2 separate regions of the Homo sapiens genome follow, and region 2 is linked to region 1. A link is an interaction called in ENCODE POLR2A ChIA-PET data of the cell type or tissue named here. Cell type or tissue: HepG2. All regions are shown on one strand. Links, peaks and the distances in the headings refer to the core of each region. The heading gives the core; the rest is flanking DNA. Region 1 overlaps UNG (uracil DNA glycosylase). Region 2 overlaps ACACB (acetyl-CoA carboxylase beta).

Region 1 (2,810 bases), core at 116-2,615:
TTGTCAGTGTATAGAGGGTTCTTTGGATGTAGACACTTTTCAAAGACCAATGAGCTGCTGCAGAAGTCTGGCAAGAAGCCCATTGACTGGAAGGAGCTGTGATCATCAGCTGAGGGGTGGCCTTTGAGAAGCTGCTGTTAACGTATTTGCCAGTTACGAAGTTCCACTGAAAATTTTCCTATTAATTCTTAAGTACTCTGCATAAGGGGGAAAAGCTTCCAGAAAGCAGCCATGAACCAGGCTGTCCAGGAATGGCAGCTGTATCCAACCACAAACAACAAAGGCTACCCTTTGACCAAATGTCTTTCTCTGCAACATGGCTTCGGCCTAAAATATGCAGAAGACAGATGAGGTCAAATACTCAGTTGGCTCTCTTTATCTCCCTTGCCTTTATGGTGAAACAGGGGAGATGTGCACCTTTCAGGCACAGCCCTAGTTTGGCGCCTGCTGCTCCTTGGTTTTGCCTGGTTAGACTTTCAGTGACAGATGTTGGGGTGTTTTTGCTTAGAAAGGTCCCCTTGTCTCAGCCTTGCAGGGCAGGCATGCCAGTCTCTGCCAGTTCCACTGCCCCCTTGATCTTTGAAGGAGTCCTCAGGCCCCTCGCAGCATAAGGATGTTTTGCAACTTTCCAGAATCTGGCCCAGAAATTAGGGCTCAATTTCCTGATTGTAGTAGAGGTTAAGATTGCTGTGAGCTTTATCAGATAAGAGACCGAGAGAAGTAAGCTGGGTCTTGTTATTCCTTGGGTGTTGGTGGAATAAGCAGTGGAATTTGAACAAGGAAGAGGAGAAAAGGGAATTTTGTCTTTATGGGGTGGGGTGATTTTCTCCTAGGGTTATGTCCAGTTGGGGTTTTTAAGGCAGCACAGACTGCCAAGTACTGTTTTTTTTAACCGACTGAAATCACTTTGGGATATTTTTTCCTGCAACACTGGAAAGTTTTAGTTTTTTAAGAAGTACTCATGCAGATATATATATATATATTTTTCCCAGTCCTTTTTTTAAGAGACGGTCTTTATTGGGTCTGCACCTCCATCCTTGATCTTGTTAGCAATGCTGTTTTTGCTGTTAGTCGGGTTAGAGTTGGCTCTACGCGAGGTTTGTTAATAAAAGTTTGTTAAAAGTTTGTTTTGTGCAAGTGTCCTTTGTGCGTCCAGGCCAGGGCATCCATGGACGTCCTTGGGCTGCCCTTTCCCTTGGCGCCTCCCAGGGTTCCCATAGCAACCACCGTCTGCAGGAGGGGCCGCCCTTGCCCCTCCTCCCCGCCCTGCCGCTCAGTGGAACGGCCCAACCCTCCCCTGGCTGCGGTGAGCGCTGGGCCCAACCCCCGGCCTGGAGCAGCGCCCCAACTCCGAGCACCGTGGAGCACCGGCTGCCAGCTGAGACCCCAGAGGGGTAACTAACGGCCTGAGGAAGGCATTTCTTCGGGGAACATGGCGTGCCCGTCGTGGCTACGTTCTGCCAAGCCCTGTGACGTTGGAGGGGAGCCGCCTGCATCCCCCGCTCAGCCAGTGTTTCTAGACTCCGAGACATCTGGAACTCGGAAGTGAGGCCAGGGCTCCAGGAAGACTCCCTGATGACGCACTGGCCCGCAGCCCAGGCTCAGGTAGTGGGGGCTGTCAGGATGATCTGTGGGATCCCCCAGTGTCCGAAGAAAGAAGCCACAATTGTGTTTTTTTTTCTTTCTTTCTTTTTCTTTTTTTTTTTTTGAGCGAGTCTCACTCTGTCGCTCAGGCTGAAGTACAGTGGCGCGATCTCGGCTCACTGCAACCTCTGCCTCCAGGGGTCAAGCAATCCTCCCACCTCAGCCTCCCAAGTAGCTGGGATTACGAGCATGCACTACCACGCCCGGCTAATTTTTGTACTTTTAGTAGAGAAACTTTTAACTAAATGGGCAAGAAAGAATGCATCCAGCCAGAACCTCGAGACTAGCAAATGCATTTCTTAAAAGGGCAGGGAGGGAGACCAGAGTTTGCTTGAAAATACTGCTTCCTTTCCTTATCTATGTAGGGAAGGGTTTATCATTCTACATTTTGTGGTCAGCAAGCTGGCTTTCACGGGAGGAGGATGCATGGTCGATTTGCCCTCTGGTAACTTTGGGATCTTCCTCTAAACAACAGTGGACTCCCTTAGCCAAGGAAGAAGTGAAGGGATAATTGTGCTTACACCAGTTAGCTTTTCACACTTCTCTCTCTCCCGGTGCAGCACTGCCGGTAGGGGGAGCAGTGAGCTCCAAGTTTCCAGGAATAATTCAAAACACAATTATTTTATATTTTAAAATATAAAATGTATATTTTAAATATATATACATACATTTCTATATAATATATACAAAAGTTCAATATACGTATATTGAATATATATGTATATAAGTTCAATATATATGTATGTATATTCAATATATATGTATGTATATATGTATATATATTCAATATATATGTGTATATATTGAACTTTAGTCATGTGGTGACACTTTAAACAGTACACAGAGCAGCTTCTGGGTCCATGACCCTCCAAAAATTTAATTACTGATTCTTTAGAAACTAGGCAACTCAGCCAGGTGTGGGGGCTCACGCCTGTAATCCCAGCACTTTGGGTGGCCGAGGTGGGTGGATCACCTGAGGTCGGGAGTTCAAGACCAGCCTGACCAGCATGGAGAAACCCTGTCTCCACTAAAAATACAAAATTAGCCAGGCGTGGTGGCACATGCCTGTAATCCCAGCTACTTGGGAGGCTGAGGCAGGAGAATCACTTGAACCCGGGCGATCGCACCATTGCACTCCAGACTGGGCAACAAGAGCATAAGAGCAA
Region 2 (2,810 bases), core at 256-2,755, 87 kb after region 1:
TCCCTTGGCAGGAATTGTGAGGGCTGGGTCCGAGAGACGGGGGTGTTCATCTTGGCCCTCTGTGGTGGACAACCAGCTCTTGTTTGTTGTTAGCGGGGCCCAGCAGTGCTCTGGGAGCACATCCTGAACCCAGGCGGTGACAAGGGGCTTGTCCCCACAGGTGGCCCGGCAGTCTCTGACCATGTTCGTTCTCATCATGAATGGCTGCCACATCGAGATTGATGCCCACCGGCTGAATGATGGGGGGCTCCTGCTCTCCTACAATGGGAACAGCTACACCACCTACATGAAGGAAGAGGTTGACAGGTGCGTGGGGGTGCGAGTCCCACTGTGGGCTGGGCATGCACAGCTCTCTGTCCTAGGCATGGAAAACACAGCACTGGCCTGTGTGCAGGTCCAAGGGTCTTAGAGAAGGTGCCTTTCTGGTAAATTCTGGGGGTGTGCAGAGAAGTTAATCTCTTGGTTGGAATTCTGTGCAACTGGCAGATATTTAGGGGAGGATCCTAGGAGGCCCTTTTCTAGTAACCTGGTTGGTGGGGATTCAGAGCTGAACGGGACATGACTCCCAGCTCTGTGGCCTGCGAGGTGTGTGACCAGGTGCCTGCTGCCTGTGCATCTGGGCTCTGGCATCCACCCAGTTAGTGCGGCAGTGACCTACTAAGCTCCTCCGTACCAGGCGCTGTGCTGGGTGTTGGGATAGCATTCTGGGTGTGACTCGTGGAGCTTCCAGCCCATTCGGGAAGATGACACACTGAACAAACAGATAGTGGCAGGAAAGGGTGTCGTGTACCTGACGGGTAACACACAAGATGCCCTGGAAGCTCTTAGCACAGGGGCTTGTGAGATAGTGAGATAGGCCCCAAAGATGCCCCGCCTCCAGTGTGTCTGATCACCCCGAGATCACGCAATGAAACAGACCCCAGCCAAGGTGATGAAAGGGGAGGGGATGTCTGAAAAGCTCCAGTTAGAGAGTGGAGACTCTCTTCTCAATCCTCAATGTTTTGGAAGAAGGAAGACTAGGTTTATGCCAGAGTAATATTTTGTTATCTCCTTTTTTTTCTTTTTGAGAGAGGGTCTCGCTCTGTCACCCAGGCAGGAGTGCAGTGGCACCATCATGACTCACTGCAGCCTCAACTTCCCTGGGCTCCGAGATGATCCCCCCACCTCAGTCCCCCAAGTTGCTGGGACTACGGGCATGTGCCACCACGCCTGGCTAATTTTTGTATTTTTTGTAGAGACGGGGTTTTGCCATGTTGCTCAGGCTGGTCTTGAACTTCTGGACTCAAGCAGTTGGCCAGCCTTGGCCTCCCAAAGTGCTGGGATTGCAGTCATGAGCCACTGCACCCTGCCTGTTATCTCTTTTTTAACCCACGTTCTATCTGCCAAGAATGTTCAGGATTACTATAGGTTCTACTCTCCCCAGTTCAAAGGTTAAGACTTTGAATCAGTAAATATTTGTTGAATCATATCCACTGATTGATTTTTCTGTGTCAGGCCCTGTTGGAAGTATGTCAGTAAAAGGAACCAGCTTTCAGCCAAAAAAGGGTCACATCCTTTTTATTATTTTATTTTATTTTAAAGACTGGTTCTTACTCTGTTGCCCAGCCTGGGCAAGAGTGAGACCCTGATCGCTTGAGTCCAGAAGTTTGAGACCAGTCTGGGCAACATGGCAAAACCCCATCTCTATAAAATACAATGATTAGCCAAGTGTGGTGGCGTGTGCCTGTAGTCCCAGCAATTTAGGGGGTTGTGATGGGAGGATCACCTGACCCCAGGGAGGTCAAGGCTTCAGTGAACCATGATTGTGCCACTGCACTCCAGCCTGGGTGACAGAGTAATTATAGCTCACAATAGCCTCAAACTCCTGGGCTCAAAGGATTCTCCTGCCTCAGCCTCCTGAGTAGCTGGGACTACTGGCATATGCTACCACGCCCAGCTATTTTTTTTTTTTTATTTTTTGTAGAGGCAGGGTCTCACTGTGTTGCCCAAGCTTGTCTTGAACTCCTGGCCTCAAGCCATCCTCCCACCTCGGCCTCCCAAAGAAAGCATCACAGCCTTGGCCAGGCACAGTGGCTCACGTCTGTAATCCCAGCACTTTGGGAGGCTGAGGCGGGCGGATCATGAGGTCAGGAGATCGAGACCATCCTGGCTAACATGGTGAAACCCCATCTTTACTAAAAATACAAAAAAAAATTAGCTGGATGTGGTGGTGGGCGCCTGTAGTCCCAGCTATGCGGGAGGCTGAGGCAGGAGAATGGCGTGAACCCGGGAGGCGGAGCTTGCAGTGAGCCGAGATCGCGCCACTGCACTCCAGCCTGGGCAACAGAGCGAGACTCCGTCTCAAAAAAAAAAATAAAATAAGAAAGCATCACAGCCTTTTTGTTCACCCACCTCACTCTCAGTGTCTCTGAGATAACTATCAACTGCCACCCTTTGGGAATGTAGAGGGTACACTCCCCCTTTAGGAAGGGGAAATGGTATTGAAAGCCGGACTAGGGCTTGCTGAGTTGGTAGTCCTCATCAGTCTCCCTACCCGACTCCTCCTCTCTCCCAGTTACCGAATTACCATCGGCAATAAGACGTGTGTGTTTGAGAAGGAGAACGATCCTACAGTCCTGAGATCCCCCTCGGCTGGGAAGCTGACACAGTACACAGTGGAGGATGGGGGCCACGTTGAGGCTGGGAGCAGCTACGCTGAGATGGAGGTGACTGCAGAGCCGGCCGTGGGGAATCCTGAACCCTCAAACTCCCACTCTTCTGGCTTTGTCCCATGTCTGAACAAACAGGCCTACCTCTCCCCTTGACCACTG

What was found. Peaks named below come from ENCODE experiments on the same cell type or tissue, not always from the same donor. Only the 100,000 strongest peaks of a DNase experiment are listed, where the experiment ranks them.
Region 2: POLR2A ChIA-PET joins it to region 1 with 6 read pairs; 2 of 35 experiments call an interaction of 5 or more read pairs at or near these places.

What each region holds. Positions count from the first base shown.
Region 1 is chr12:109,109,868-109,112,677 of GRCh38, forward strand. UNG (uracil DNA glycosylase) reads left to right here. Exons shown (of 7, transcript NM_080911.3): 7 at 1-1,125. The coding sequence ends at 102. It also overlaps a transcript of ACACB not described here. Among named protein-coding and RNA genes, the nearest start is that of ACACB, 5.3 kb to the right of the region's middle. RefSeq lists an enhancer at 962-1,512. In HepG2, for the core only: a CTCF peak has its summit at 2,209 (motif pointing right); DNase peaks (open chromatin) are centred at 1,224 and 2,194; H3K4me3 peaks cover 1,234 bases.
Region 2 is chr12:109,196,848-109,199,657 of GRCh38, forward strand. It overlaps ACACB (acetyl-CoA carboxylase beta), which reads left to right. Exons shown (of 53, transcript NM_001093.4): 17 at 161-306; 18 at 2,555-2,705. Among named protein-coding and RNA genes, the nearest start is that of ACACB, 82 kb to the left of the region's middle. In HepG2, for the core only: no CTCF peak of the experiment used is centred there; DNase peaks (open chromatin) are centred at 754, 1,404 and 1,764.